Linked DNA regions of Homo sapiens: region 2 is linked to region 1. Evidence: chromatin loops called from intact Hi-C (ENCODE). Cell type or tissue: mammary epithelial cell. All regions are shown on one strand. Each heading gives the region's core, and the rest is flanking DNA. Links, peaks and the distances in the headings are about the cores only.

Region 1 (15,990 bases), core at 4,491-12,490:
GAGCATGATTTTTGAAGTTTCAGGTAGCGAGAGATCTTATTTGTAAGAATCTATAAAATCTATATTTTTTAATATAGAGTCTGGATTGATGTTTGATTCTTATCTTGATGACATTGCTTGGCGTTACATTTTACATTTGTTTGCAAACTACTTTTTAATTCAAATAATTTGATGATTTCCTTACACATATTGTAATGAAATCTTTGCTCTCTTACAGGTAGAGCTGAGTAAAGAAGAAGTAAAACGCCTCATTGCTGAGGCAAAGGAGAAATTGCAGTAAGTTTAGGACCAGATGAAATCTATATCTTAAATGATGATGACCATGTGGTCTTGTTATTAGAAGGTAGCATTTGGGTGATTCTCTTTTTCTTTCTGTGCTCATAGAGAAGAAGGTGGTGGCAGTGATGAAGAGGAGACAGGCAGTCCTTCAGAAGATGGCATGCAGAGTGCACGCACCCAGGCACGCCCAAGAGAGCCCCTGGAGGATGGTGACCCAGAGGATGACAGGACGCTTGATGATGATGAGCTGGCTGAGTACGACTTAGATAAATATGATGAGGAAGGTGACCCAGGTTAGTTTATCCACTTCTGATGGTTTGTAATTACAAGCTCAATATGTTGGATCATGTTTGTGGTGTTCCAAAGCTTTACTCTTAGATTTTATTGTTCTTGACATCAGTAAGATAATCTGGTTGAAGACTTGGGCAGACAGCATGATTCCTAAACTAGTTTAGAAGATAAACTCTAACCCACTAAGATACAAATCTAGGATCTAAAAAAAAAAGTACTGTGTATTTTATTGCATATATCAGGTTTAATAATCTGTAACCCACTTGTGAGTTTTTGTATGCAGTTATAATGCTATGGTGTGCTTGAACTTATATCCATATACCTTTTCCTCAACTGCAGTCAGTCTTCTCACAATACAGTAGTCCCCCCTTATCCACGGTTTTGCTTTCTTCGGTTTCAGTTAGCCACAGTCAACTGCAGTCTGAAAATAAGTGAGTAAAGTACAGTACTTTGGGAGAGATGACTTTCACATAACTTTTATTACAGTATATTATCATTATTTGATTCCTAGGTACATATAGGAAAAACATAATGTATATAAGGTTTGGTACTATCTGTGGTTTTAGACCACCACTGAGGGTCTTGGAATGTATCCCCCGTGGATAAGGGGGGACTACTGCCTGCATTTTGAGATGCTGTTCTTGGAGATAATTAGAAAAAGAGGCCAGGTGCACGTGACTCACGCCTGTAATCCCAGCACTTTGGGAGGCCGAGGCAGGTGGATCACTTGAGGTCAGGAGTTCGAGACCAGCCGGGCCAACATGGCGAAACCCTGTCTCTACTAAAAATACAAAACTTAGCCAGGCGTGGTGGCGCACATCTGTAATCCCAGCTACTCAGGAGGCTGAGGCAGGAGAATCACTTGAACCTGGGAGGCGGAGGTTGCAGTGAGCCAAGATCGTGCCACTGCACTCCAGCCTGGGTGACACAGTGGGACTCCATCTCAAAAAGAAAAAATCATGGGTGGGAAGAGAAAAAGGAAATAGAACAGAAGACAGATTAGAAGTAGAAGTTTGTATAGAAAGCCTCGTGGGGAATAAAGTGAGCTGAGATGACAACTACCTATATTGCTCTTCTGGGGAAAGTAGGTATAACGATAAATGGAAAAGGAGCTGACAAAGCTCGCTTTGTTTCTTTTGGAATGTGCTACCCTAGGTGGCACTAACTCCTAATCTTGGGGTTTGAGAAATAGGCATTTGGCACACTGAGCAGGTTAAGTAAGTTATTTACTTAACTTGTAAATCCCAGTTAGTCTGCATATTTGGGAGCTGAAGGGACTCCTGACAGCTAGAATCAGCTACTCCCAAGTTATAAAATCAAAATGTAGATGATCGGAAACAAAAATTAACTCTTAATACAAATGTTATCTGCAACAAAGTAAAATCACAACTACCTGTTAAATTGATGGTTAAAATATTACATAAGACATAGCAGAGCTGAGCGTGGTGGCTCATGTCTAATCCCAGCTACTTGGGAGGCTGAGGCAGCAGGATCGCTCAAGCCCAGGAGTTCAAGGCTGCAGTGAACTATGATCACACTGTATTCCATCCTGGATGACAGACACCATGTCTAAATAATAAAAAAGTTTAAAAAAGTTATAATCAGGCACTTAAAAATATCAGTATCTGTTAGAATATCGTTGAAATGCTGAGTAAAATAATATACTTTTTTTTGTGTGTGTGAGACGGAGTCTTGCTCTGTTGCCCAGGCTAGAGTGCTGTAGTGCAATCTCGGCTCACTGCAGCCTCTGACTCCCTAATTCAAGCAATTTTCCTGCCTTAGCCTCCCGAATGCTGGGATTACAGGCACATGCCACCACGCCCAGCTAATTTTCGTGTTTTTAGTAGAGACAGGGTTTCACCATGTTGGCCGGGATGGTCTCAATCTCCTGACCTCATGATCCGCCTGCCTCGGCCTGAAAAACTCCAGCAATGGGGAGAGGGAGAGTCGAAAATGACATTGAGGAAATAGTGTTAACTGTTAAAGCAAGGTAATTCAAGGTTCGTGATGCCCTCTCCACTTGTGTTCATTTTTCAAAATTTCTATAATACAACATTTAAAAAAAAATCAGACATGTACGGGTTGATGGTGAGCACTGTGGGGTATCTGGAAGAGCAGTGTAGTTGGAGTGTGGAAAGAATAGGACATGAGACATGGTCTGTGTTGGGCACAGGAAGATCAGTAAACAACAGACAGGCAATGAGAAATGAGTAAGTAGGCTCTGGGTAGAGATGGGATTGACCAAAGTCAATTAGCTGTCTTGTCCTGGATGCCTCAGGCAGGGCATGTTTGAGCACAGTAGATAACATTGTGGAGGCAGAACTGAGCCAAGTAAGAGGAAGATTCAGTGGAATGTGACAAACTATAGGAAGCCTTTAGTGCCAGAGCAATATTGAGCTTGACCTGATGTATGTGATGATACAGCCTGGAAAAAGACCCAAAGGAGGGGAAATGCTCGGCAAGTTGATCTGCATGAGTGAAGCACAGAGAAGGTGGATGGGCAGTTGCTGGGAAGTCTGGAAGAAAGACTTAATTGGGTCCCAGTAAACTTAGAATACCAGGCTTAGCAATCTGTGTGTTCTCTGTGCGAGAGGAAATCATTAAAGGTTTTTGAGCATGGAACACATAATAATGGAACATACACTTTAGGAAGTTAACTCTGGCAACAGTGGAGAACAGGTTGGCAGATAGGGTGAATCTCTTAGAGGAGCAGAAACTTAAGATAAATTAGGCCAGAAGCAATGAGGGCCTGGCTTGGGGCACTAGGAATGAGGAGGAGGACATGGAAGAAAGGGATTGCAGAGGTAGCTGGGAGTTTAGCATCATCCTAGTGGATGAACTCTCTTCCAGAATTGGTACGTCTGGTTTCCATCTTATTATCGCTGGTGTACCTCTTTTCTTTCAGACAAGAAGTAACCCTGATTTCCTCACTCCATCTGAATTGATTTTTATTGTCATTTATCCATTTTTCCATCTAGATGTTCATTCCTCCGTTTTCCTCATTCGCTTGGCCATCTGTCCTATGGATTACTATTAACTTCATTTTTCATTATCTGCAGTACTTAGAAAGGAATCATTACCTCCATTTACCAGCGGCACACAGCTGGTGAAAGACGGTGCTGAGTTTTGACCACTCTCGGGCTCTAAAGCCTTCATTCTTTTCACTGCATCTTTTCTATAGATACAGTCCAGCAGAGGATAGTTTTTTCTATTGGACTCTGGGTTATGGGCTCCAACCTTGTTAGGGACAGAGTGCCATAGAAATACAGAGAAACAAATAACCCAGCCTGGAGAGATGGCATTCAGAATCAGCTCTTTCTCGTGTAGCAGAAATTGCTTTCTCTGTTGCATATCAGATGTTTAAGACCTATCAGTCCTGCCTCCTTAAAGTGGCTTCCTCTAACAATTCAGTGTATCTTCCTTTTCCTGAGTTATCCTTTGTTACCATCGTAGATGTGCCATAAAAGAATAATTTAAGTTCAGTGGAAAAAGCATACTGCATTTCTTTTTTCATATGCCAATAAGGCATATTAGCATATCAGAACACGTGCAGTAGAGCAACCTGGTTAATTTTTTGAAACCTGTCATTTCTCAATTTTATTTGACCAGGCAACCCTTATTTATTATGTTGATTTCAGTGTTTCAGGGTCATTTTATTTCCAGGTCCTCAAGGCTGCCTCTCCGTATCACCTTCAATCATGAATGCAGGGAGCTAGCTAGAGAATCTCAAGAGAGTTCTCATATTTTCTAAAAGGGTCTAATTCCCTGATACAGTTCTTTCATTGGAAGATTGTGAATTCCAAGACTGTCTGAAATCCATTCCAAAGGTCAAATACAAAAATGGCTTTTAAATTCCTGCTGCTGCTTACGTAGTTTCCTTTCCCAACTCTAGATGATCCAGAGTTAGTTATAAAATAGATGATTGCATCTAAGTCCAAGAATGGATGTCATAGGAAATATGTTTTTGTCAAGATGACTATTTTATTATTGTAGTTTGTCAATTTTTCTTACAGATGCTGAGACTCTTGGTGAATCTCTCTTGGGTCTTACGGTCTACGGGAGTAATGATCAAGATCCTTACGTTACTCTGAAAGATACAGTAAGTATTTACATCTTTTTTCTAATTATGCTCTTAAGTGTTCAAAAAACCTTACTGGCTCTCTGCTTCTAGTCAATGACATTTTTTTCCTCTCACTTAGGAACAATATGAACGTGAAGATTTCTTGATTAAGCCCAGTGATAATCTTATAGTTTGTGGCCGAGCTGAACAGGACCAGTGCAATTTAGAGGTGCATGGTAAGTGATAAATCCCTTATTAAAAGATTTTCTAAGTGATGGTAAAATAATAAGTGAAATAGTTACCATTTCATTTTTAGGTGCCAGATCCTATTGTATCTCATTTAAGTTGGTTACATAGTTAACTTTTACACAGGTGGCCAATTTCTTGGTTATTGTTCTGGGTATGTGTAGTCCAGTACATCACTTTGGTATCTGAATTTTCTATGGAAATAAATCCCCTGGAAATTTTTCATAGGGGTGTTTTTTTTTGTTTTTATATATAAACAGGGTCTCACTGTGTTGCCCAGGCTGTCTCGAACTCCTGGGCTGACGTAATCCTGATTTGGCCTCCCAAAGTGCTGGGTGCTGGATTACAGGTGTGAGCCACCACACCTGGCCTCATAGAGGTTTTTAATCTTTTATTTAAATGTGATTGCCTGTTTTTCACTCCTCTCCTACTCCTGCTATAAAAAACCTGGAAGTAAAATTATATATAAAAATACAAGGCTGGGTGCGGTGTCTCACACCTGTAATCCCAGTACTTTGGGAGGCTGAGGTGGGAGGATTGCTCGAGCCCATGAGTTCTAGGCTACAGTGAGCTGTGATTCTGTTTGCTCCACTGTACTCCAGCCTGGGTGACAAAGACCCCATCTCTAGGGGAGAAAAAAATGTATAATCCCATTTCCCTGAGTTAATAACTTGCCACCTTGGTTTTTTACTCAATTTTTTTTTCTGGCTACTTTTTCTTTATGTGGATTATACTGGATAGACAGGTTTTTCTCATGTTTTTTAAATAGAGTTATTTCAGATATTTCCCCTTTGCAAAACATTTTATTTTCTTCCTAATAATTCAACACAAAGGGCCACGTTTCTTTTTTGGAACCAAAACATCGTGATCACCTTTCTTACTTAAGGAATATTTGTATCAAAGCCAGAAGCGGATGCTTTGCAGTAATCAGAAGTAGGCATGAAAATAGGAATTTTTAAATTGTATTTTTAAATGTTGTTTTTGATTTAATATTAATTGAATGGCTTGCCTCACTTTGGTGTTTTTAATGTAAAATCTGTTTTTTATATGCTAAAAGTAGACTTGCACAATGTCTGGCGCACTCTGCCTACAGATTCTCCGTTTTGTTTTTCTTGTCCCTTCCACTGCGCTCATATCCTCAGACAAGTCCATCCTTGCCCGATACTCTCCTCCCCCAGCAGTCTTCAGATCGTCTTGAAACTTTGAAGATTCGAAGAGATTATTAGGCTGATAAGTCCTTTTGTTATAGGAAACACAGTTGCACAGCTTGAAAAAATAAAACCCTTAGGCTTAATGTTTATCGCCATCTTCTAGGTTGCTTCATCATGGCTTCCATTGATTAGCTTGGATTTCTGTTACCTCTTCAGAATCTTTAAGGCTGTCCGTGGGAAGCCTATAGATTAGGCCCATTTTATCTCATGGCTCATTGTGATCTGTTTATGCATAGCAGGCACTTTAATGTGAAATTATTCTTTCTAACTCTTGATATCTTTGAACTTTTACATATTTCAAATGAAAACCATTTGTTTACTTTGCTTTTAAGACCAATTCTAATTTCAAAAAATTGAGAACCTATTAGAGTTTTTTTTGTCATCATCGATTTTTTTATGCATTCTTACCTGAGAACTTAACAGTCATTCCTTTGAACTCAGGATCAAAGAGGAGCTGAGAAAGAAGTTAAAGCTGTTATATTTCCATTTCCTTCTCAGTTAGGTTATTATAGATATACTTTATTATTTGGGTTTGGAAGGAATCTCCAAATTGCCCAGTATGTGTGTGCAAGAATAACTTCAAATTTATATTCTAAAACTGATCCGAATATTGATCTCACGTGGTTAAGAGTATATTTTAAAGTATTATTACCAGTTGCTGGGCGTAGTGACTCATGCTTGTAATCCCAGCAATTTGGGAGGCCAAGGCGGGCGGATCACGAGTTCAGGAGATCGAGACCATCCTGGCTAACACGGTAAAACCCAGTCTCTACTAAAAATACAAAAAAAAAAAAAAAAATCAGCCAGGCGTGGTGGCGGGCGCCTGTAGTCCCAGCTACTCGGGAGGCTGAGGCAGGAGAATGGCGTGAACCTGGGAGGCAGGGCTTGCAGTGGGCTGAGATCGTGTCACTGCACTCCAGCCTGGGCGACAGAGCAAGACTCCATCTCAAAAAAAAAAAAGTTATTACCAATTTTATGTAAAATGTAAGCTGAGTATATCGAACATGGTTGAGGTTTTTGTAGAACCACAGTCTAATAATTTTGAACATGAATTCTCATCACAGGGATGTGATAGAGCATTACACAAATCTGCTAATCCCAGGATCTATTCCAGAAGCAGCAATCTGAGGAATTAAAAATAAAATCCTTAATTTATTATATATTTACCTCCTTCTTAATACAAAGCATATGGGGAGGGGTTCTGACTAGTGGGTTCTGTTTTATCAGTGTTTCACTGTGTAATTTTTAAAAGACTTCTTACTCATTGATTTTACAATGTTTTTGCTGCTTAACATTACAGCTGTGAATATTAAGGAGCTGTTGCCATATTCCAAAAGTATGTCCTCAGGAGCTTTGTTTACATTGTTCATCTTCATAAACCTTTTTTAAAAATATTAAGAGTAATTTTTGATAAGCATTTAGATTTCCAAATATGAATTATTTCTCTCCCATGCTATTTTTGGTTTGTTCTTTTTGACTTATAATCAGCTAGACCATTAAAAGATAAAATAATAACTACTTCTTGTAGTTATGAACATTATGAACTTATGAACATTTGTTTTCTATGAATGACCTAGAAGACAGGACCATTTATCTGACAAGGATGCAGGTGGACTATCAGATGTCAGTGTTCATTTTCTCCTGTGGGGTATGCCACAAGATGGCACTGTATTAGACATGCAGAATTTTTGCCTAGTCATGATATTGGAATCTTTTTTTTTTTTTTTTTTTTTGAGATAGAGTCTCACTATGTCGCCCAGGCTGGAGTGCAGTGGTGCGATCTCAGCTCACTGCAACCTCCACCTCCCAGGTTCAAGCTATTCTCCTGCCTCAGCCTCCCTAGTAGCTGGGACTACAGGCACGTACCACCACACCCAGCTAATTTTTGTATTTTGAGTAGAGACGAGGTTTCATTGTGTTGGCCAGGCTGGTCTCGAACTCCTGACCTCAAGTGATCCGCCCACCTTGGCCTCCCAAAGTATTGGGATTACAGGCACGAGCCACTGCGCCCAGCCTGGAATCTCTTTATAATATCAGATGTCTCACTTTAAAGCACATGGCTCACGTACATTTAATAGAATTTGTTTTTTTGAGCGGGATGTGATTTTTGATGACTCATTCTGATACATTAAAGTCTCTTTTCCCAATCTTTTCAGTTTATAATCAAGAAGAAGACTCTTTTTATGTACACCATGATATACTCTTGTCTGCATATCCTCTGAGTGTGGAATGGCTGAATTTTGATCCTAGCCCAGATGATTCTACTGGTAATTAGAAAACTTAAGGTTGTTCAATGATTTCCAGTCTTATGTATTTTCTCCTAGCTCCATAAATTATGTATTCTCTTGAATGTTTTCAGAATTGTTGCTGATATTTTCTGAAGTTACTGTTATTTTATGAAGTTATAGAGTTCTTAACACACCATCACTTTATTGTTTGGGGTTCATAAATCCCCAGACTTCAGGTAGGCTAAGGAGGTAGCTGCTCTACTACAGGCTGAAGGACAGGGCCTGAAGCCTTTTGGACTGTAGAACTGTAAAGGTCCCATAAAGACTCAGTATAAATGGCCTGATATGTGAGATGTTACCAGCTAGAGTTCAGTGGCATAACCTGTTTTAGAAAACATAAGCTAAAACCGAAATGAAGAGGCTTGTCACAAGTAATTAGGTTTTCATGTTAGTCTTTGTAACCACATCTGCACACTATTAGTTGCCCCTGTCCGTACTTTTTAATAAAGGTAAACACTGTTTATACTGTCTTACGTCTTGTTTGCACACCTTGTTCACATTCATGATCTGATCTGATCTTCATCCCCACAGCACCCCATGAAGGAGGACGGGAGGAGGGTTATTCTCGTTATATAAATGAAAACACTGGGGCCAAGAGATTGAGCCTTTCCTACTCAAATTGTGGCCCAAAGACCAGCAGCAGCACAGCATGGTTATCACCTGTGACCTAGTTAGAAATGCCCACCCAGAACCACCTGAAATACAATCTGCATTTGTAACATTCAGATGCCGCATATGCATATAAGTTTGAGAAGCACTGCTCTAAAGCATTTTTCAGTTAATCTACAGTATAATGTATTTGATTAGAAGTTCTGTATGTCTTTTTTTGTGTAATCATACATGCATTGTTTCCTCCCATAGGAAATTACATTGCTGTAGGAAACATGACCCCTGTTATTGAAGTGTGGGACCTTGATATAGTGGACTCTTTAGAGCCAGTCTTCACACTCGGAAGTAAACTTTCAAAAAAGAAGAAAAAGAAAGGAAAGAAGGTAAAGAAGTTAATAAATATTTAAACTCTAATGACAGAGGTAAGTTTACTCGGGAGTAGGGGTGAAGGGTAAGACCGTACACTTTTTCAATCAGGTATTCTTGGTGAGATGGGGTAGGTAGTTATGAAATTATTGTAATTTTTAGTTTTGAAAAGGCCATCCAAAGAAAACTTATTTCTGATTACATAAAACCTCCATTATCATGTTGTTCTTTCTTACACAAAACTAGTTCAAAGCTAGTATATTAATATGAATAGCTACTATAGATGAAGGACTTTCGGATTATGAGCCTCCTCCAAATACAGTAGCTATTTATACAGATATACCAACCTTGAACTTTAAAAAAATTTCTGTTATCATGTTGAATTCTAATTATCCATGTATTAACTCCTGCAGCTTTTAAAATCGTTAGGTTTTATGAGGGTTGGGAGCTATATTGATACTTGTATAATTACAGTACCTAGATTAAGAACTGCTAGGCCAGGCCACGCACGTGGCTCACTCCTGTAATCCCAGCAGTTTAGGAGGCTGAGGCGGGTGGATCACCTGAGGTCAGGAGTTCGAGACCAGCCTGGCCAACATGGTGAAACCCTGTCTCTACTAAATATACAAAAATTAGCCAGGCATGTTGGTGTGTTCCTGTAATCCCAGCTACTTGGGAGGCTGAGGCAGGAGAATCACTTGAACCTGGGAGGCAGAGGTTGCAGTGAGCTCACACCACTGCACTCCAGCCTGTGTGACAGAGCGAGACTCTGTCTCAAGGGAAAAAAAAGAACTGCTAGGCCAGTCATAGTAGCTCACGCCTATAGTCCTAGCACTTTGGGAGGCCAAGGTGGGAGGAGTGCTTGAGCCCAGGAGGTTGAGGTTGCAGTGAGCCATGATTGTGTGCCACTGCACTCCAACCTGGGTGACAGAGCGAGATTTTGTCTCTAAAAAAATAAACTACTATAGTTTCTTCCCTGTTCCTTGTAATGAAATTTTTTTCTTTATTTTTCTTTTTTAAAGAGGTAAGGTCTTGCTCTGTCTCCCAAGACTGGAGTGCAGTGGCACGATTATAGTTCACTGCAGCCTGAAACGCCTAGGCTCAAGAGATCCTGGGATTCTCCTGCCTCAGCTTCCTGAGTAGCTGGGACTATAGGCGTATGCTGCCATGCCTGGCTAAGTTTTGACTTTTTTGTAAAGACAGAGTTTCGCTATGTTGCCTGGGCTGGTCTCGAACTCCCGGCCTCAAGCGATGTTCCCACGTTAGCTTCCCAAGGTCCTGGGATTACAGTGTGGGCCGCTGCACCCAGCCCCTGTAATGAAATTAATCATGAGTCTCTAACAGGGAGACAAGGTTTTATTTATTTTATTCTTCAAAAGTTTATATAATATCAAAACAATAGGTCGGGTGCAGTAGCTCACACCTGTAATCCCAACACTTTGGGAGGCCGAGAGTGGATCATGAGGTCAGGAGTTCCTGACCACCCTGGCCAACGTGGCAAAACCCTGTCTCCACAAAAAATATAAAAATTAGCTGGGCATGGTGGCATGCGCGTGTAATCCCAGCTACTTGAGAGGCTGAGGCAGGAGAATCGCTTGAATCCAGGAGGTGGAGGTTGCAGTGAGCTGAGATCGTGCAACTGCACTCTAGCCAGGGCAACAGACAAAGACTCCGTCTCAAAACAAAACAAAACAAAATAATCTTAAGGTTTAAAGAATTTTGCAGATTAATATATTCAGTTTTATTATGAGGGGGACTTTAATACAAAAAATAATTAAAACAATTATTACAGAGTTCCTCAGCAGAAGGGCATACCGATGCTGTCCTTGACCTTTCATGGAATAAGCTAATCAGGTAAAAAGAAATAACATTTGAATGATTGTAAAAGACTGTAGCCATTGTGATCTTACCTCATGCCTACACTCATCTCTTTATTTGTGCTGTGGACCTTTGTGTCTATCTTCCTTTCTTGTAGGATGCCCTGCTTGCAGGCAGGAGCTCTGTCATCTGTTTCTTTGCATCCTCCAGGTCACCTGCCAGCTCATCACTGTGGGTGCTCATTGCATGTTTGGTGACCAAGTGCCCTCTCTCCACCACCACTGGAAAAAAACAGGGTGTTTGGCAGTGCCCATGGTGCAGTAGGATTGTGTTTCTTCCCAGGAGACATTTTTCTCTGTTTAGTTTTCACATCTCACCACATACTCTTTTATTCTTTTTTCTTTAAATTATGGCAAAATACATATAACATAAAAGTTAACACTTGTATTAGTCTGTCTTCATGCTGCTAATGTAGACATACTCGAGGCTGGGTAATATGTAAAGGAAAGAGGTTTAATTGATTCACAGTTCTGTATGGCTGGGGAGGCCTCACAGTTATGGCAGAAAGCAAATGAGGAGCAAAGTCATGTCTTATATAGTGGCAGGCAGGAGAAAGGGCATGTGCAGAGGAACTCTCCTTTATAAAACCGTCAGATCTTGTGAGACCCATTCACTATCATGAGAACAGCACAGGAAAGACCTGTCCCCATGATTCCATTACCTTCCACCTGGTCCTTCCCACAACACATGGGAATTATGGGAGCTACAATTCAAGATGAGATTTGGGTGGGGACATAGCCAAATCCTATCACCATTTTTACCATTTTTAAGTGTGCAGTTCAGTGGCTTTCAGTACATTCACAGAGTTGTGCAACCATCACCACAATGCATCTCCAGAACATTTTCATCTCCGTACTGCAGCTCTGCCCTTTAAACACTGACTCCCCATTTCCCCCACCCCCAGCCCTGGCAACCACCACTCCACTTTCTGTCTCCATGAATTTGACTAAGCATCTCATATGAATGGAATCATACAGACTTACTTCTTTGCAACTGGCTTATTTGACTTAATGTCTTCAGGTTCAGTCATGTTCCAATAAGTGTCAGAGTTTCTTCCTTTTTAAGGCTAAATAATATTCCATTGTATGTAATGTATGTTACCCGTTCATTTACGTGTGGTCACCTGGATTGCTTCTTCTGCCTTTTGGATACTGTGAATAATGCTGCTATGAATGTGGGTGTACAAATATTCAAGTCCCTGCTTTCAGTTGTTTTGAGTATGTACCCAGAAGCGTTATTACTGAATCTTATGGTAATTCTATTTTTAATTTTTTGAGGAGCCACCATACTATTTTCCATAATGGCTGCACCATTTTACATTTTCACCAACAATGCACACAAGGGCTCTAGTGTCTCCAAAATTTGTTATTTTCTGTTTTTCATAATAGCCATCCTAATGGGTATGAAGTGGTATATCATTGCGGTTTTAATTTGCATTTCCCCCCCTTTTTTTAAGGTAAGATGGGGGTCTATGTTGCTAAAGCTGGTCTCAAATTCTTGGGCTCAAGCAATCCCCCCGCCTCAGCTTCCCAAGTCACTTGGAGTACAGGGGCTTGCCACCACACCTGGCTTAATCTGCATTTCTTAACGATTAGTGATGTTGAGCATCTTTGTTTTGTGCTTATTGGCCATTTGTGTATCTTCTTTGGGAGAAATGTTTTTCAAGTCCTTTGCTTACTTTTTTTTGAGACAGGGTCTCACTCTGTCACCCAGGCTGGAGTGCAGTGGCACAATCACTGCTCACTGTAGTCTTGACCTTCTGGGGCTCAGGTGATCCTCCCACCTCAGCCTCCCAAAGTGCTGGGATAACAGGCATGAGCCACCAAGCCTGGCCTCCCTTTGCCTGTTTTTTGTGTTTGATGTTGAATTTTTGGAGTTAAAACTAACTCCTACTACCAAATACATGATTTGCAAATATTTTCTTCTATTCTGTGGGTTGTTTTTTCACTTTCTTGGTGCTATCATTTGCAGCACAGGTTTTTCATGTGATGGTGTCTACTTTATTTCTTTTGTTGTTCATGCTTTTGATGTTGTATCTAGCAAACCATCGCTTAAGTCAGGGTCATGAAGGTTTACATGTATGTTTTCTTCTGAGTTTTATAGTATTAGCTCTTACATTGAAGTCTATGATCCATTTTGAGTTTTTTTTGTGTGTATGGTGTGAGGTAGGGGTCCAACTTCATTCTTTTTCATGAGGATGATTCATTTGTCCCTGAACCATTTGTTTTTGTTTTGTGTGAGACAGGGTCTTACTCTGTCACCCAGGCTAGAGTGAGTGGTGTGATCTCAGCTCACTGCACCCCCCACCTCTGGGGTTCAAGTGATTCTCCTGCCTCAGCCTCCTGAGTAGCTGGGATTACTGGTGCATGCCACCATGCCTGGCTAATTTTTGTATTTTTAATAGAGACAGGGTTTCACCATGTAGGCCAGGCTTGTCTCAAACTCCGGACCTCAAGTGATCTGCCTGCCTCTGCCTTGCAAAGTGCTGGGATTATAGGCATGAGCCACCGCGCCCAGCCCCATTTGTTAAGACTTTTTTCCCCATTGAACATTTAATTACCTTAGTACCCTTGTCAAAAACCAGTGACTATAAATGTTTATTTCTGGACTGTTAGTTGTAGTCCATTAATCTGTATGTCCTTATGCCAGTAGCACATTGTTGTGATTGCTGTAGATTTTCAGTAAGTTTTGATGCCAGGAAATATGAACTTGCCAACTTTGTTCTTTTTTTCAGTACTATTTTGGCTATTCTAGGTTCCTTGCATTTTTAGAATCAGCTTGTCACTTTTTTTTTAAGTCTAATACTAATAATAGTAGTACATCCTGTTTTGTTTTGTTTTGAGACAGAGTCTCACTCTGTTGCTCAGGCTGGAGTCCAGTGACGTGATCTTGGTTCTCTGCAACCTCCGCTTTTTGGGTTCAAGCTATTCTCGTGCCTCAGCCTCCTGAGTAACTGGGATTACAGGCATGCGCCACCATGCCCAGCTAATTTTTTGTATTTATAGAGAAGGGGTTTCACCATGTTGGCCAGGCTGGTCTTGAACTCCTGACCTCAAGTGATCCACGTGCCTCAGCCTCCCAAAGTGCTGGGATTACAGGTGTGAGCCACTGTGCCTGGCTGTGAATCAGCTTGTCACTTTCTGTAAAAAGAAAGAAAAAAGTCATCAGAGATTTTGAAAGAGATTGGTTGAATCTGTAGATCAGTTTATAGCTCCATCTGTAGATGTAATATTTCCATATTAACACTATTAAGTCTTCTAATACATGAACATGGGGTTTCTTTCCACTTATTTAGATACTCTTGTTTCCTTTCATAATCTTCGGTAGTTTTCATTATGTAAGTCTTACATTTCTTTTGTTAAATTTATTCCTAAGTATTTTATTCTTTCTGATGCTATTGTAAATGCAATCCTTTTCTCATATTTAATGCTCTTGACTTTTAAAAGATTACCTGATTGGATTCTTCCCTTTCTCAGAAATGTTTTAGCAAGTGCATCAGCTGACAACACTGTAATTCTGTGGGATATGTCCTTGGGGAAACCAGCAGCTAGCCTCGCTGTACACACAGACAAGGTATGGTGATTTAGTTGATCACAGCGGTTCTTAAAAATCGGACACAAATATTGGCTAAAAATAATCCCAAACGTTTATATATGGCTTTGAAAATAATTTTATCTGGCTTGCGGCATGCTTTCACATGTTATCTCTTAGGATTTTCACAAAGCCCTGTGTGGTAGGTATAATGCCCATCTTAGAGATGAAAAAATGGGTACAGAAAGGTACGGTTACTAGGAACATTAGTGCCCTGTAACATATTTATAGAGGCTCCTAAAAAAGGATGAGGTCTGTCAGTCACAATGGTAACACCCATTACTGTGTTATTCCCCAGGAATCTAATGCAGATTATTTTGGGACTTCTGGAGCATGGGGAATTCACCAGATGGGTTTGACTACTTCCCTTTTTCTTCTGAGTATCTTCTAACATTTGAGGGACTAAGTATTCTGCCAAACAGTTTGGGGAAACTACATTTTCTTTAAGTGCCAGCCTTTATGTGGGAGCATGGTTTGCCCTTTGATTATGCAGTACATTTATGTTTCTTTTGTTTACTGTATTTCAGAGGGACGCATTTATAGAAATACTGTCAAATAGATTCTTACCACATGTTAGGTAATTTTACGAAAAGCAAACCAACAGAGATCTCTGCATTTATGTTTCCTCCCTTTAGGTCCAAACACTGCAGTTTCATCCATTTGAAGCACAGACTCTGATTTCTGGCTCATATGATAAGTAAGAAAGCACAGCAAGAATGATTGCTACTCTGTTTTTATCCTCTAGAAGTCATTTTAAGAGTATCACTTGGTACCCAGGCAGAATGTATCCTTGAGGCCACCTTTATGTTTAAATTATTTGCACTACTTATTTTTCCTTTTAACTCTGGTCCTTTCAGTCTACAACGGAACATGATTCTGTCATAATAATATAACTGTAGGAACTAGCAACTTCTTTGGCTTTTAGAGGCTGTACTTTGCCTTTATGGGAAGAATTTCCATGTCACATGACAGAGGGCATGGATATAGGGAGACATGAAGAACTGGGGCCACTGTGGTCAACCACGGGGTTTATAGCTCATATCAGTGCTCCTTTTTACAGATTGGGTCTACAGGTAGGAGAAACAGATAGTAGAAGCCAAAACCAACTTTGCAGTCTTTATTTTCATTTCTTATCCTCTTGAAGCATGATATGTTTACATTTCTTGTGATT
Region 2 (15,990 bases), core at 1,082-9,081, 51 kb after region 1:
TTTTTTTTGAGACAGAATCTCACTTTGTCACCCAGACTGGAATGCAACAGCACCACCATAGTATGATCACAGCTTGAACTCTTCAGCTCAAATGATCCTCCCACCTCAGCCTCCCAAGAGCTGGGACTACATGCATATACCACAACACCCAGCTAATTTGAAAAAAACTTTTTTTAGAGATGAGGGTCTTGCTATGTTTCCCAGGCTGGTCTCGAACTCCTGGCCTCAAGCGATTCTCCCACCTCAGCCACCCCAAGTGCTGGGATTAAAGGTGTGAGCCACCATGCCTGGCTGCCTTGGGCTTTAAGTATGTCCAGGTGTTGGTGTAATTTGGATTCTTAACTCTTTCTTCTTTTATGCAAAGCTTCCTATTGAAAAACATCTAAATGGTAACTATTTTTTCTCATCCAAGACTACTCATACCTGGCTTTGCGCACAAACATCATCCAATTACATTCATTTTCATCAGTTGTAATGATGCAGAATTCTAGGACACCATTGTGGTATATCTGCCAACAGAAAGCAAGCACACATGTCAAATGCACTGACATGCAATAAAGCACTACATTACACTTAGGCCAGCAATCACCTCATTTACTCATTTGCAGTAGGTCCCAGCTTTCTTAGTGGGAAAATATATTCCTACTTCTCCAACATGCTATCATTTCAACATTCTCCCTATTTCCAGCAATACATAAAGACCATCAGAGACCTACAGTTAGTGCTCAGTGAAGAGACTGACTTTGTTTTTGATTATTCAACCTTTGCCTGGAAAAGACAAAAAACCAGTCTACCTGTCCACCTGTCTTCATCACCTATCACACAGTAGGCACTGAATGACTGAATGTCCATTAAGGGCAGAGGATCATCCCTTGTCATGATTTTCCCACTTGGGCCTAGCATTCCAAATTTAAAGTTCCCAATGACAGTGGTACCTTACCTTTCCAAAGATCACAAGACCCATTTTCTCCTTACTTCAATTTCGCAAGCATCATTCCCAATAGATATCTATGTGAAAATGTTGTATTTCTAACCCCTCATTAGAAAACTAGAAAAATAGGCCAGGTGCGGTGGCTCACACCTGTAATCCCGGCACTTTGGGAGGCTGAGGTGGGCAGATCACTTGAGGTCAGGAGTTTAAGACCAGTCTGGCCAACATGGGGAAACCCCGTCTCTACAAAAATACAAAAATTAGCTGGGCATGATGGCAAGTGCCTGTAAATTCAGCTACTTGGGAGGCTGAGGTGGGAGAGTCACCTGAGCCCAGGAGGTAGAGGTGGCAGTAAGCTAAGATTGTACCATTACACTCCAGCCTGGGCAACAGAGCAAGACTCCATCTCAAGGAAGAAAAAAAAAGAAAACTAGAAAAATAATCTTAGCTTCTTATTCCAGAATTATTTCCTAAGATAAACATTTGAGGAATGTTTTAATTACAAAGTAAGACTTTTATCATACAAACAAAGTCTGTGGCCTCAGCAGTCACAAGTAATTCAAATGCATTAAATGGTTAAAATAATTGGATTAACTCACAAAACAGAGACAAAAACAGTTTGTCCTCTATTTCCAGTAGCTGGTGTTTTGCTGTATGTTATAATTTGGCTACCAAGAATGATGAATGTAACATTTAAAAAAATGTACGTGAAATAAATGACTGACCAGTGAATGGCACTGTATCAGTTCTGGCTGATTTTGACTTTATCATAACTTTTTAACTACCTCTTACTAAGAAAAACAGCCAAAAGCCACAGAAAAGTTTCATCAGGACTGACCTTCCAGATATGGTTAACTGCCTTGTCTGTCCATTCTGCTACTTCCATGGAGTGACTCTGCTGGCCAATTAGAGGTCCAAAGCAAGTCCGCACAGGAATGGTTTCTCCAGTCCATACACCTGTCAGTGGAAGGACACCAACTACACAATCAATGATTTAAACAGCAAGATACAGAAGAAAGAGGTGCTTCACCCATGCAAAGAATCTTATTTTCAATGAATTTAACCAATATGTAGGCTGGGCGTGGTGGCTCACGCCTGTTATCCCGGCACTTTGGGAGGCCGAGGTGGGCAGATCACCTGAGGTCAGGAGTTTGAGATCAGCTTGGCCAACAGGGTGAAACCCGGTCTCTACTAAAAATACAAAAATTAGCTGGGCGTGGTGGCGCACGCCTGTAGTCCCAGCTACTTGGGAGGCTGAGGCAGAAGAATTGCTTGAACCCAGGAGGCGGAGGTTGCAGTGAGCAGAGATAGGGCCAATGCACTCCAGCCTGGGTGACAAAGCGAGACTCTGTCTCAAAAAAAATAAAAAAATAAAAAAAACAATATGCTAGCATTCCTCAGAGGTGACTAAGCCTTGTGGGTCCTAGCCCTGTAAATATATAAAATGTAATGAACAGATAACATAGGGCTCACAATAAATGCTGAGTAAGAAGAAATATCAGGAATTCCTGAACCTAGTTTTATCCAAAGGGAATCTTTTCATGTCTCTCCAAATACATTATTTTGGAGTTAAATATAAAAAAGTTTGTAGCTCACACATATAATGAGCCAACACTTTGGGAGGCCAAGGCAGGACTGCTTGAGGCCAGGAGTTCGAAACCAGCCTCGGCAACATAGTGAGATGCTGTCTCTACAAAAAAAATTTTTTTTTTAATTAGCTGGGCATGATTGCATATGCCTGTAGTCCCAGCTACTTGGAAGGTTGCGGCAGGATGATTGCTTGAGCCCAGGAGGTCAAGGCTGCACTCGAGTTACTGTACTCCGTATGTTAGGCCAGTGCACTCCAGCCTGGGCAACAGAGTGAGACCCAGTCTCTTAAAAATAAATAAATAAAAAATAACAGAAAACATTATTCTATTGTAAAAATATAAAGCAATTACTATAGAAATAAATCAGACTTCTAAAATCTTTTGTGCTTAAAGCACTGCTCTATTTTACCTAAACTGTTTGATGCTTTGAAATGACTCACACCCAAACTGCAGCTAAAAGAATAATGAACCTAATTTTATATTTCCAAAGAAATGTCGCAGTAACTCAGAAGCCATGCTAAATTCAAATATGGGTAAGTAAAGTCTGGCAATCTACATTCTTTATTCCTTTTATCTAAGGAGCATTATATAATTTACAAACATTTGATCTAAAGTTGTGTCATAAGGTGAATTTTCCATGTTTCTATAAAAGAAACTAAGTTTTAAGAAATGTGTTGTTAGAATAATTGTTAGTGGATGAGACAGATGAGAATAAAAGTTAAATCTTCAAAGACTCAGTCTAGGATTTTTTGCTTTACTCAATACTGATTCTAACAAAGGAGAGATTTCCCAATAAAGTTTTTGACTTGATTTATTGCTATCATCAGTGGACAAGACTAATATTCCATAAAAGCATAAATCTTAAGCCATAAATTGACTTTTGGTCCAAATAATTACTAAATTATACACATCCACTTTTACAACTCTACGCTACAAAGGAAGAAGAGATGTAATAGTGTTTTACAGTTCCAAGGTTCTTACCAACTTCTGCTCCCACAATTGACTGACGGAGAACAAGCTGCTTTGGGAGAGAAAGCCTTGCTCTGCTCTCTATTGGAGTGTCAGGAACAAAAGTCACTGGTCCATGTTCGGGACAGTCCGAGGGATAGGCGCGGTCACACAGAGTACACCCTGTAGATGGCAAATTTGAGCAATACAAATGGGTTTAGTTCAAGCAGGCTAAATTACCACCACGGTTTTTTTTTTTTTTGAGACAAAGTCTTGCTCTGCACCCAGGCTGGAGTGCAATGGCGCGATTTTGGCTCACTGCAACCTCTGCCTCCCGGGTATAAGCGATTCTCCTGTCTGAGCCTCCCATATAGCTGGGACTACAGGCGTGTGCCACCATGCCCAGCTAATTTTTGAATTTTTAATAGAGACAAGGTTTCCTCATGTTGGCCAGGCTTGTCTGGAACTCCTGACCTCAGATGATGCACCCACCTCAGCCTCCCAGAGTGCTGGTATTACAGGTGTAAGCCACCATGCCCAGCCCCAGGTTTTAATTTAAATGCTAATTACTAAAATGTATCCAGTAAGAAGCACGGTTCTAATAGAGATATTCTTATCAAAGACTCACTTCCTTACACTAACATATATACCTACTCTTACACCACTCTTCAGACTTCAGTAAGATCTGATTTTTTTTCTTTTGATCCAACAGGACAAGTTTCCTATTCAGTGCATAAGAGAAACACTAATGAAAAATTGGCTGGGTATGGTAGTTCACGCCTGTAAACCCAGCAGTTTGGGAGGCTGAGAAGGGAGGATCACTTGAGTCCAGGAGTTCAAGACCAGCCTGGGGTAACACAGTGAGATCCCATCTGTTTAAAAAAAATTAAAAATAATAATAAAAGAAAAAAATAGCACCATATTACTTCAACAATCAAGTACATTATCCCTTACATTAAGTAGATCGTACATTTAGGTATGATGCCCTAAAGTCCAAAAGATTCCAATTCTGAACTGTAAGAGGAAACTGAGTTGAAATGCTGTTAGTTATGCAGAGCCAAAATATGGCCACGGTGGTACAGCTGGCTCTGACCCCAGTGACCTATGCTATGAACATAGGACACTGGCGTCAGAGCCAGCTACACCACTGTACTCTTTTGCTTCACTATAAACAAGATGGTCAACCAAGTTTTGAGGACACATTCTTAAGACAAAAACAATTTGCAGCCTGCTCTTTCAAAGGGCAGAAGAATTGTATTCTTGCAGACATTATTTGCTTAAAATTCTTAATTTCTTATTTTTCATATGGTCTTTCTTTCTGCATTGGCAGAGAGGATGCTCCCTTTATATATTGTTCTCTATTCTTACTACAACTTCACTTTCACAAGCTTATGAGTGTCCTCCTCCGTAAATCTTCTGCTCTATTCTTTACACTTTCCACTCTGCTAAGGAACAGTATTTATGATACTATTACTCAATCATTACATTTAAACTCCACAACCATTCACAAAATAGTTGGAATACATAAACCTTAGAACCACAGTCATCTATCTGTCTTTTCTTTTTTTTTTTAAGACGGGGTCCCGATCTGTCACCAAGGCTGGAGTGCAGTGGCGTTCCTGCTTCAGCCTGCTGGGTAGCTGGGACCACAGGCATGCACCACCACGTCTGGCTGATTTTTTAATACTTTTGCTAGAGACAGGGTTTTGCCATGTTGCCTAGGCTGGTCTCGAACGCATGAGACCAGGTAGAAACACGGCAAATCGTCTCTACCAAAAATACAAAAAATCAGCCAGGCATGGTGGCGAGCACTTGTAGTCCCAGCTACTGGGGAGGCTGAGGTGGAAGGATGGCTTGAACCCGGGAGGTGGAGGTTGCAGTGAGGCTGAGATTGCGCTACTGCACACCAGCCTGGGTGACAGAGCCAGACTCTGTCTCAAAAAAATAAAAAAATAAATAAATAAAAATAAAAAATTAACTGTTGGCAAAAATGTGGAGAAATTAGAACCCTCATCCACTGCTGCTAGGACGGTAACATGGCACAGCCACTTTGGAAAGCAGTTCCTCAAAAAGTTAAACATACGGCAATTCTACTCCTAAATATCCAAGAACAGATGTTCACACAAAAACTTGTACATGAGAGTTCATAACAGCATTATTCATAGTAGCCAAAAAGCAGAAACAACCCAAATGTCCATCAACTGATAAATGGATAAACAAAATGTGGTATATCCATATTACAGATTATTCAGCTCTAAAAAGAAATGAAGTACAAATACATGCTACAACATGGATGAGACAGAACAGTATTATGCGAAGAGAAAGAAACTAGATCCAGAAGGCCAAGTATCGCATGATTCCATTTATATGAAATATCTGGAAAAGGCAAATCCATAGAGACAGAAAGTAGATTAGTGGTTGCTGAGAATACGCGGAAGGAGGGAATGGGAAGTGACTAATGGTTATGAAGTTTCTTTACCGGGTGACTAAAATGTTTTGGAAGGAGACAGTGGTGGTGGTTGCACAGCCTTGTAAATACACCAAAAAAACCACTAAATTGCACGTTTAAAATGTATACATAAATTATATCTCATTATAAACCACACACACTTAGAAGAGGTTCCATTTGCCCTCTTAAGAAAAAAATCAATAAGCTTATTTAGGCCACCTCCTACCTTCTGCTAAATTAGCCTTATATTCATTACATTCTTCGATTAAAACATTTTAAAACTCTAAATTTGAGACTTTAAAAGGTTAAAACTAGTCTCTCCATGGGCTGGATTTTGTGGCACAGAATGGTTCTGGGCTTCCTCCTATTTTTGATGCTCCCGTTGAGTCTATTTGGAAGCTCCTCTTCTGCTATATCTTGATATCCCTAGCCCTCTTCTCAGTCCACACTCTTACTAGATGATTTCATTCCACTTCTACAGCCACAAATAACATCTTAATGTTGATGATTCTTAAATATTTCCAGACAGATCTCTCTCAGGTCCACACACAACTTTTCATTAGACATCTCTACTGGGTGTCTTACAGACACTGAAATCAACATGTCTAAAACTTGACTCATCGTCACTCCTCCCAAAATAATAAAAATCAAAATCATATCCTCCTCTGCCTTTCACTACTACCCTACCTACTTAGTTTCTGTTTGCTTTTTTTTTTTTTTTTTTCCTGAGACAGGGTTTCACTATGCTGCCCAGGCTGATCTTGAACTCCTGGTCTCAAATGATCTTTCTGCCTCAGCCTCCCAAAGTGCTGGGATTACAGGTGTGAGCCAACACATGGCCTTCTCTACTTACCTAGTTTCTATCTACCTAGTTTCAGAAGCCAGAAACCAGGGTTTTCTCCTTAATGCTTCCCTCCTCCAACTTTATCCAATCGATAAGCTCAACTGGGTTCTCTGCAAATGTCCTCCACTCTTCTGCATCCTAATTACCTCTACTCTAGATTGGTGAGAATCATCACCTTTCCCATAAATTATGATATCTTCCACACCTCCTTGCCTCTTAACAAATTTATTCTCACATTGCAGCAAAGCCCTACCCCAACCCTCACTCCCTAAAACTCTTGACCGGTCTTAAAAGAGCCTTTGTGTTCTGGCTCCTACTTCTCCTCTCACCACATGACCCCTCTCTTCACCCTCATTTTATGCTTCAGCAATTCTGAAACACTCATGATTCTTTTGGTTCTAGGCACTTACAGGTGCCAGCTCCTGTCTTCCTGACTCTCAACTGCCCACATCTTTCTTGTCCTTAAGGTCTGTGCTAACATGTATGTTACTTCCCTTGGTTAAATCTTCCCCGACCCTTCCATGGCCTGGCTAGTTGCTCCCCTTCAGGCTACTTTAGTACCAATGCACTTCACCCCATCGTCACACTTATTATTATCCTATATTGTAACAGTCTCCTATGCTTCCTACCAGACTGTAAGCTCCTTAAAGGTATGTACACATACTGTCTCTTGGTAGATCGTTCTATCCCTAGCATCTAGCAGAGGCTGCCACATAGTAAGCACTAAAAAGCCCAGCATGATGGCTCACACCTGTAATCCTAGCACTCTGGGAGGCTGAAGCAGGAAGATTGCTTGAGTCGAGTTCAAGACCAGCCAAGGCAACACAGTGAGACCCCCATCTCTACAAAAAATTTAAAAATTAGCCAGGTGTGGTGGTACACACTTGGGGTCCCAGTTGCTCGGGAGGCTAAAGTGGGAGGATCACTTGAGCCCAGGAGGTCGAGGCTACAGTGAGCCGTGATCGCACCACTGCACCCTAGCCTGGGCGACAGAGAAACCCTATCAATAAATTAAAATAAGCACTCAACATGTTTCCTGCATGAATGAAACACAGTGACACCAGTAAATCAACTGTTTTTATATTGTTTTTTGTTGTTGTTGCCCAATAAGAAAAACTTTTACACGCCCAAGAATAATAATTTATATGCACTCTGAGCAAAGAAAAAAATTGGTTTATATCCACCTACATTTTTCCATGGGGTTATAAAAGTGACTGAATAATTTTCACAAGGCATGTCACAAACAGCTTTACTAGAATTTACCCCTATAACTCTCTATTTGTGAAACCTTGGGAAATACCTTAACTATTACTGGGCTAAACTTACCTTTTTTAAAAAAATATTGTATTATCACTATGATTGTTTTTTAGAGACAGGGTCTCACTTTGTTGCCCAGGCCGGAGTGCAGTACTATTCACAGGTGTGATCGCAGCATACTATAGCCTGAAACTCCCGGGCTCAAGCAACCCTCTTCCTCAGCCTCCAGAATAGCTGGGACTATTCACAGGTGGGATCACAGAACACTATAGCCTGAAACTCCTGGGCTCAAGCAACCTCCTGCCTCTGCCTCCAGAATAGCTGGGACTACAGGCACACACTACCGCATGTGCTAAGCTTATCTGCAAAATACAAAAATGACTACTTCACATTTCATTTCTTCAGGAGGATGCTCTAAGAACCAACTAAATGTATGTATATCATTTGGCTTACTTGAAGAAAAGGCACCACATTAATATAAAGGACAATACCAAGGCAAAGAAAAGTTCCAAGGTCTAGTTGCTTTCTATACTCCCTTAATGCCAAACTTTACGACTTAACTTGTTAGGGATGGTGGCCCTTTTTACAAATATTTCCAAAAAAGAAAGGCTAAACACACTCACAAATTGTAAACAAGGTTGCCATGTTCTCCTTGTTTGAATTGGAGTCTTCCATTTGCAGTGAAGGTGATACAAAAGAAAGACTGTCTGAAGATACATCTACATGACCTGTCCCCATAGCAACCTCCTGGGTGATGGAGGAGACAGCCACAGGTTCTAGGCTGAGGCCAACTTCATGGAGGGAAACAGATTCTAGGGAGGCAAGGTTGTGTGAGGTAGAGAGTGCCACGCTTACAGAGTTGGTGCTCATGGCCACAGTGTGAATGGAGTCACTGAGGGCACTGTCAGACATGCCATTGACCCGACTTGCAATGTGGTCTGTCTCCATGACCACAGGGAGCTCCAGGCCATTCCCATGCATGGGTATCACACCACCATGTCCTACAGCGTCTGCTGCAAGGTTGTTGCTCACAGAATCCACAGACAGAGGTTCATGACTTCTGGAGCCATTTGGGATTTGGGAATGCTCGCCTGCAACACCGTCCATCGTAAGCTCCTCTGCCATTCCATCTGTCGAAATTGGGCTGGTAACCCTAGAAACGTTCTCCATAGTGATTGCTGTGTCCAAGGCCACCTCATGGCCATCACTGGGATGAAGACTTTGGGCACCATGTGTGTTCACAGAGCGAGAGTCTATTGAAACAATGCCTGGTTCTAATCCAACATTTCCATTGGACTGATAGGGATCTAGTGCTGAAGGGTTATTGGTGATAGATAATGCTGTATTACCATCAACATTTATAGAGTTAGGGTGGATGTACTGTGGAGGTGGTCTGTCAGCTAAATAAGATAAAATGCCTGAGAAAAGGAAAAGATGAGATATCAGAGACTTTTAGTACATTATTAAAGAATTCCAAGCACTAGACGCTATTTCCTTACAAACATAACTAAGTTCAAATAATCTCCTGCTTCTTTAATTTAATCGATACACACTATTTTATAAATAGCAACATACATATACCGTAATTGAGTTTTTCCTGTAAAACTCGAAAATCCTAAAAAAGTTAACTATGTTCCTTTGAAGCTAACTGGGAATCACTAACGAAAACACTGCTTTTAATATACATATGGTTGCAATTCCTGAGTCCTAAGGTGTAAAATTTGCTCTCCTAATTATTAAAAGGTAAAATGATTTAAAAACAGATCTTCCATGTGAAAAATAAAACTTAATTAAATATAATTTAATATAATTAAACTATCATAACACAAACTATTTAATACAAGTCACAATTGTACCTGTTTTATTAAAACAAAAAAAAATTAACACTTGTGCTTGGGAGGATATGGTGAAATGATACTTACTAAACTGCCAGAGGGAATGTAAACTGCTAAAACTTCTTTGTGAAGCATATATATTAGGAGCCTCAAAAATGTTAATACCCTCTTGCACAAGAAATTCCACTTAAGGTACTCTTCTCTAAATCCATTTTGTAAATATTATACATAAAGACGTTCATAAGAGCATTAGTTACAATGGTAATAAAAACTGGAAAAACCAAACTGTCCAACAATAAAGATAATAAACCATCAAATACCCATTCAGTAGAAAGTAATGCATCATTAAAAAGGATAATTATGAAAACCACGTAGCAGCAAAGGAAAATACCCATGTAACAGCAGAGAAAAAGATAAAGTGAAAAAAGTAAAGACAGACAATCGTATAGAAAGTATGGTCTTGGGCAGGGCACAGTGGCTCATGCCTGTAATCCCGGCACTTTGGGATGCTGACGTGGGCGGATGGCTTCAGCGCAGGAGTTCGAGACCAGCCTCGGCAACATGCCAAAACCCCATCTCTTTTTTTAAAAAAGTTATTTATAAAAAAGAAATGAAATATGGTATGGTCTCAAGGCAGGCATGTGCCTGTATTCCAAGCTACTCAAGAGTCTGAGGTGAGAGAATCACTGGAGTCCAGGAGTTCCAGTCCAGCCTGGGCAAAATAGTTGAGACTCCGTCTCCATTAAAAGAAAAAAAAAAAAAAGAAAAGAAAAAAGAGAGCAAGAGAAGAAACCGTGGTCTTAATTATGAAAATTGGTAAAAACCTATACACCAAAACAAATGGCAGGAAGGAAGTACACCAAAAAGATGGATGATGGGACTGAGTGGTTCCTTCCCTTATTTGCTAAATTTTCCGCAATAAGCATATAATACTCCTATAACAGAATAAAAATTCAATGAACTTAAAAAACATGACACTATAACAAGACACTATAGTGCTTGACTGAAATTATAGCTGTAGAATTATAAACACCAAATGAAAGAGATACTGGAGGAGAAAGAAGAAAAATTATGTGCAATTAAGAAATTCAGCTTAGTCAAACTGTATTACTAATGTGTTATGTGCCACATTCTAAGAGGAAAAGTACATAAATATAAACAAAGATACTTTTCCTGCCTAGAGATTAATATCTAATAGTGACAAACAGAAAAAAGTGTTATTCATATCTTCAGGATAAAAGTTTAAAAGCTGGCGCCGTTCTTTTTCTCTAACATCTCAAGTAACTGTAACACTTACCAGGTAGAATGGTTCTGAAATAACTGCTCTCCAGGTGAGGGTAAGGTGGTGGAGGTAGGGTGTAGTTTCTTTCAGGTAACCCACACATCACCCCTCGATCCCCAATACCCATTGGTAGCATTAAAGACAGAGCAGAAGGCAGAGAGCTCAGGGAGGGACCCAGGTTTGGAATTGCCACTGGGAGGCCTACAAAACAAAATTTTTTTTCTCAGTTAAAAGAAAATAGGTAATTAAAAATTCTCACTACAACCACTGGCTAAACTCTTAGAAAGGTTTTTACACATGGGCAAAAATCTCACCTACTAGCCCTTTTCATCCTTAGATAATGTGCAAATATCCACAAATAAGCCTAAAGAAAGTAGTCTTAGTCCCAAAGATAGTTTTTAAGTTAGTTCTAAACCGGCAAGTTGATACTCCAATTGTCTGTATTGCGCTTAAATACAAAAATATTTAATTAATTAATTTATCGATTGATTTGAGACGGAGTCTTGCTTTGTTGCCCAGGCTGGAGTGCAGTGGTGTGATCTCAGCTCACTGCAATCTCGGCCTCCTGGGTTCAAGCAATTCTCCTACCTCAGCCTCCTGAGTAGCTGGGATTACAGGCACACACCACCACACCCAGCTAATTTTTGTATTTTTGCTAGAGACAGGGTTTCACCATGTTGGCCAGGCTGGTCTCGAACTCCTGGCCTCAAGTGATCTGCCCACCTCAGCCTCCCAAAGTGCGGGGATTGCCACCATGCCCAGCCAAAATATTTAATTTAGAATTAAAAACCGAGTTTAAATACAAGAAAACAAATTATATAGAGAAAAAAACAATGGAAACATAAAATGTTCATAGGAGTAGTCCCTAGGTAGTGATAGTATGAAATTTTTTTGGTATTTTTAAACTTTATTGTATTTACCATTTTATATGGTGAGAATATTTCATTTCTACCTGGAAAACAACGTAGTTTAGTTAGATGTAAAACTGTACATGTACACCTTCATACAATCTTTTGTATATATGCTACACTTAGTGATTAATAAAAGCTTTAAACGTGAGATTATATCTACTTTGAGTTATATGTACTTGCAAAGTGAAGTGACTTTTACTGGGCTAAGTATCATAATAAATACCCACCAACTTGGTCAGTGCTGATTTGCATATTTTTGCCAGGGGCAATATTTTTTTTTTTTGAGACAAGGTTTTGCTATGTTGCCCAGGTTGGAGCGTAGTAGCATGACCATGGCTCAGGCAACCTGAGCTTTCCTGGCTCAAGTGGCCATCCCTTCTCAGCCTCCTATGTAGCTCCTACGTAGCTGGGACTACGGGTGTGTGCCACCATGCGCTGCTAATTTTTTTTTTTTTCTTTGTAGAGATGGGGTCTCCTTATGTTACCTAGGCTGATCTTGAACTCCTGGGCTCAAGTGATCCTCCTGCCTTGGCCTCTCAAAATGCTGGGATTATAGGCGTGAGCCACTGTGCCTGGCTGGCAATATTTTTTAACAGGCTTTTCCACCTTAACAAGAGTGTCCACTAAAGGGAATGCCTACAAACAATCAAGTGGGTTAACCACTAATAATTTTTTAAGATTTCTTTTGTGGACACTTAAACAAATGTGAAGAGACCCTAGTTTCAATGAATCTTATTTAACTGCTGCATTTTATTAATTAAGCAAGTAATTCTCTTTAGAGAACTATTTAAACAATATATAGATTTATTTATACTAACTCCTACTGTGACAAAGAAAGTCCAATACATAACAATGTCATTGATCCTAAAGAACTGACAGCTTATCATTGTAATAATCAATAGAATATTTATTCCATTTATATTCTATTTCAATAGAATAAGAAAATGAAGCTAGGCAGAAAAAAGGTTTTAAAAGTACAGTGACGGCTGGCGCGGTGGCTCACACCTAAAATCCCAGCACTCTGGGAGGCCGAGGAGGGCGGATCACCTGAGGGCAGGAGTTCGAGACCAGCCTGGCTAATATGGTGAAACCCCGTTTCTACTAAAAATACAAAAAATTAGTTGAGCATGGTGGCGTGTGCCTGTAGTCTCAGCTACTCGGGATGCTGAGGCAGGAGAATTGCTTGAACCCGGGAGGCGGGCGGAGGTTGCAGTGAGCCGAGATCGTGCCATTGCACTCCACCTTGGTCGACAAGAGCGAAACTCCATCTCAAAAAAGAAAAAAAAGAAAATGAGCCAGGTGTAGGGGTGCATGCCTATAATCCTAGCTACTCAGGAGGCTGAAGCAGGAGAATCACTTGAACCCGGGAGGCGGAGGTTGCAGTGAGCCGAGATCGTGCCCCTGCACTCCAGCCTGGATGACAGAGTGAGACTCCATTTCAAAAAAAAAAGGATAGGAAGAATGAATTTTTCCTATACGATTTTGCTGTGTATGGAGGCTCATGAGGCGTTCCATGTAAAAGCCCCAGGTAAAAGTACCACACTTCTTTCCACATTAATTCTAGACCTGGTACACTTGCAGTTATTGCCATTTAATTTCAAACCTGGTGGAATATAAAGCCCAATTCCCCATGCTCTCTGGGAATAGTTATTAGAGTAATTTTAACTGATTCTCTTCTATTAACCCAGGGAACGGGTACTGAAGTGTGAACCAGATGAATGGGCAGCCCTAAATAAAATGCCAAGTTAATTACAGCTCTGGACAAAAAGCTACCAACTCAGAAGAGGACTATCAGAAAAAATTGCTGCTACTATCCACTAGAATTCTAATACTCTACCTCTACAAAAACCTTATTTTCCATTACCTATCACATGTTGAACCACCATTCAGGCCTGCTTACCTTCTCCCTTCTACCTTCTACCCTTAAAGGGGCTCTGATCTCTTCTAGACTCCATTTAGAATTGATAACAGAGTTAAGTGTTGAAATGCAGTAGGTCTCCCTTACCACTCACCTGGGGCAGGGATGGCACTGTGAGTGGGTGAGGCAGCCAATCCCAGGTGACTTCCTGAGACTGGCAAGGCATTGCTCACAGAGGATGAAGTCAGCTGCTCCATCCCCACTGGACTCAGGTTCATTTCATTCATCCTAGAAAAGAGCACACACAACTAGTTATGCAAAAATTTACTCCAATGACTCTGTATTAAGATACTGAAGAAACTGAAACAGTGGGGATGGGGAAATGGGACTTGGCCAACTATTAGTTCACTTTTACGCTCAACAATTCTCTTAGATAGCTAGTGCCATATTCTTTCTACTGATAAGAAAACTGAGATTGAGACATTAAAAACTCAATTCAATGTCACATAGCAGAAATAGGATTTGAATTCTGCCTTGTTCGAAACTCTAGGCACACCATCTAAAGCAAAGTCTGCAATTCTTAGAGCACAATGGCAATGACAGTTTTTTTTTAAATCACTCAAGCTTCATCTTTTATAATATTTATTTTTCTCCAAATGGCTTATTATTTCAAACCAGTAGTGTTTTAGGCAGCGCATTTTAACCTACTCAAGTAAATTTTACTAATCATTTTTAATAGGAGTTAAAGATCCAGATTATCGATGATGTGAAAAGCATCGTATTTTCCCCATTCAGCAACAGTTTACTAAGATTCTGTATCAGTATATTAATGTCCTCCAAATATTGAGGGTCATTATGTAAGCTTTGCTACCACTTCACTTAAAATGACTTCAAATCCTCACACCAATACTGCAACGTAAGATAGATGAGGGAACTATGGCTCAGAGAGGCCATGTCATATGCCCCAAATCACATAGCTATTAAGTGAAAGATCACAGATCAAACTGCAAAACACTGCCAAAAAGTTTTTCATTGCACCAAACTTTTTTTTAACTGCACCAAACTTTTTTTTTAACTACAGACTATTTTTGGCAAGGTGAAGAACCTAGGAATCACCTTTTCTATGCAAACCATCTTGCACTGCCATTACAAATGTCTTTCGAATAAGAGTAATACTGATTTGAATAAAACAGCACTGAAGGTTGTTATCAAAAAGTATTAGTTCTTATATCATAATTTAGAGACTGCCATACTATAAACATTACAGAACCACTAGGCTAGCCAACAGGTTACCCAAAAGGGGCTCTCTAATGACCTCCAGTCCTTACACTGGGCTTTATTCTCTGCGTATGGGAGGGGGTGAAGCAGAGAAGAGGAATCAAATGAGGTTACATATTCCTTAGCAGTGAAATCAAATCTAAATAGGTTTTTAATTCTGAAAAATGGCAATGCCATTTTATCAATCAACCTGAAAATAATAATAGCTAAAATTTATGGCTCCCTTACCATGTGCTATGTATTGGGCTAAGTGATTTATATGTAACTATCTCTCTTAATCTTCTTTTTTTTTTTTTTTTTTTTTTTGTTTTTGAGACAGGGTCTTGCTCAGTAGCTGCAAGCTGGAGTGCAGTGGCGTGATCACAGCTGACTGCTGCCTCTACCTCCTAGGCTCATGAGATCTTCCCACCTCAGCCCCCAAGCAGCTGGGACCACAGGCAAGTGCCACCATGCCTGGCTAATTTGTTTTTATTTTGCAGAGATGGGGTCTCCCTATGTTGCCCAGGCTGGAGGTAGGTATTATTCTTAATCCCACTTTAAAGATGAGGAAACTTAAGATTCAATGATGCTAGGAAACTTAACCCAGAATCACATAACCAGTAAGGAGAGCTGGGATTTAAATTCAGAACTAATTTAAGAAACCAAAGCTCTTAACTATAGTAAGAAAAAGACAATTACAATAAAAGAACTATATTGCCTTTTACACAGTTGCAATACATTAGGGCCTATCTACTTATATTGTGGCGTATATTTAAAGTTCCACATAGACCTGTTTCTTGCATTATTAGGTTTCACCCTTATCCCTGGC

Evidence for each region. A loop is a pair of places that touch in the nucleus more often than their neighbours do. Peaks named below come from ENCODE experiments on the same cell type or tissue, not always from the same donor. Only the 100,000 strongest peaks of a DNase experiment are listed, where the experiment ranks them.
Region 2: it touches region 1 in a loop (2.5-fold over the local background); 39 of 110 quality-filtered maps call a loop at or near these places.

What each region holds. Positions count from the first base shown.
Region 1 is chr12:107,688,231-107,704,220 of GRCh38, forward strand. It overlaps PWP1 (PWP1 homolog, endonuclein), which reads left to right. Exons shown (of 15, transcript NM_007062.3): 2 at 218-276; 3 at 385-572; 4 at 4,584-4,669; 5 at 4,770-4,866; 6 at 8,244-8,354; 7 at 9,237-9,367; 8 at 11,143-11,204; 9 at 14,705-14,801; 10 at 15,455-15,516. Among named protein-coding and RNA genes, the nearest start is that of PWP1, 10 kb to the left of the region's middle. In mammary epithelial cell, for the core only: a CTCF peak has its summit at 7,723 (motif pointing right); no DNase peak of the experiment used is centred there; H3K27ac peaks cover 257 bases.
Region 2 is chr12:107,742,774-107,758,763 of GRCh38, forward strand. PRDM4 (PR/SET domain 4) reads right to left here. Exons shown (of 12, transcript NM_012406.4): 3 at 14,059-14,192; 4 at 11,151-11,336; 5 at 8,642-9,436; 6 at 3,502-3,651; 7 at 1,770-1,888; 8 at 424-509. It overlaps PRDM4-AS1 (PRDM4 antisense RNA 1), which reads left to right. Exons shown (of 5, transcript NR_120474.1): 4 at 15,502-15,619. Among named protein-coding and RNA genes, the nearest start is that of PRDM4, 10 kb to the right of the region's middle. In mammary epithelial cell, for the core only: no CTCF peak of the experiment used is centred there; DNase peaks (open chromatin) are centred at 5,928 and 6,558; H3K27ac peaks cover 2,010 bases.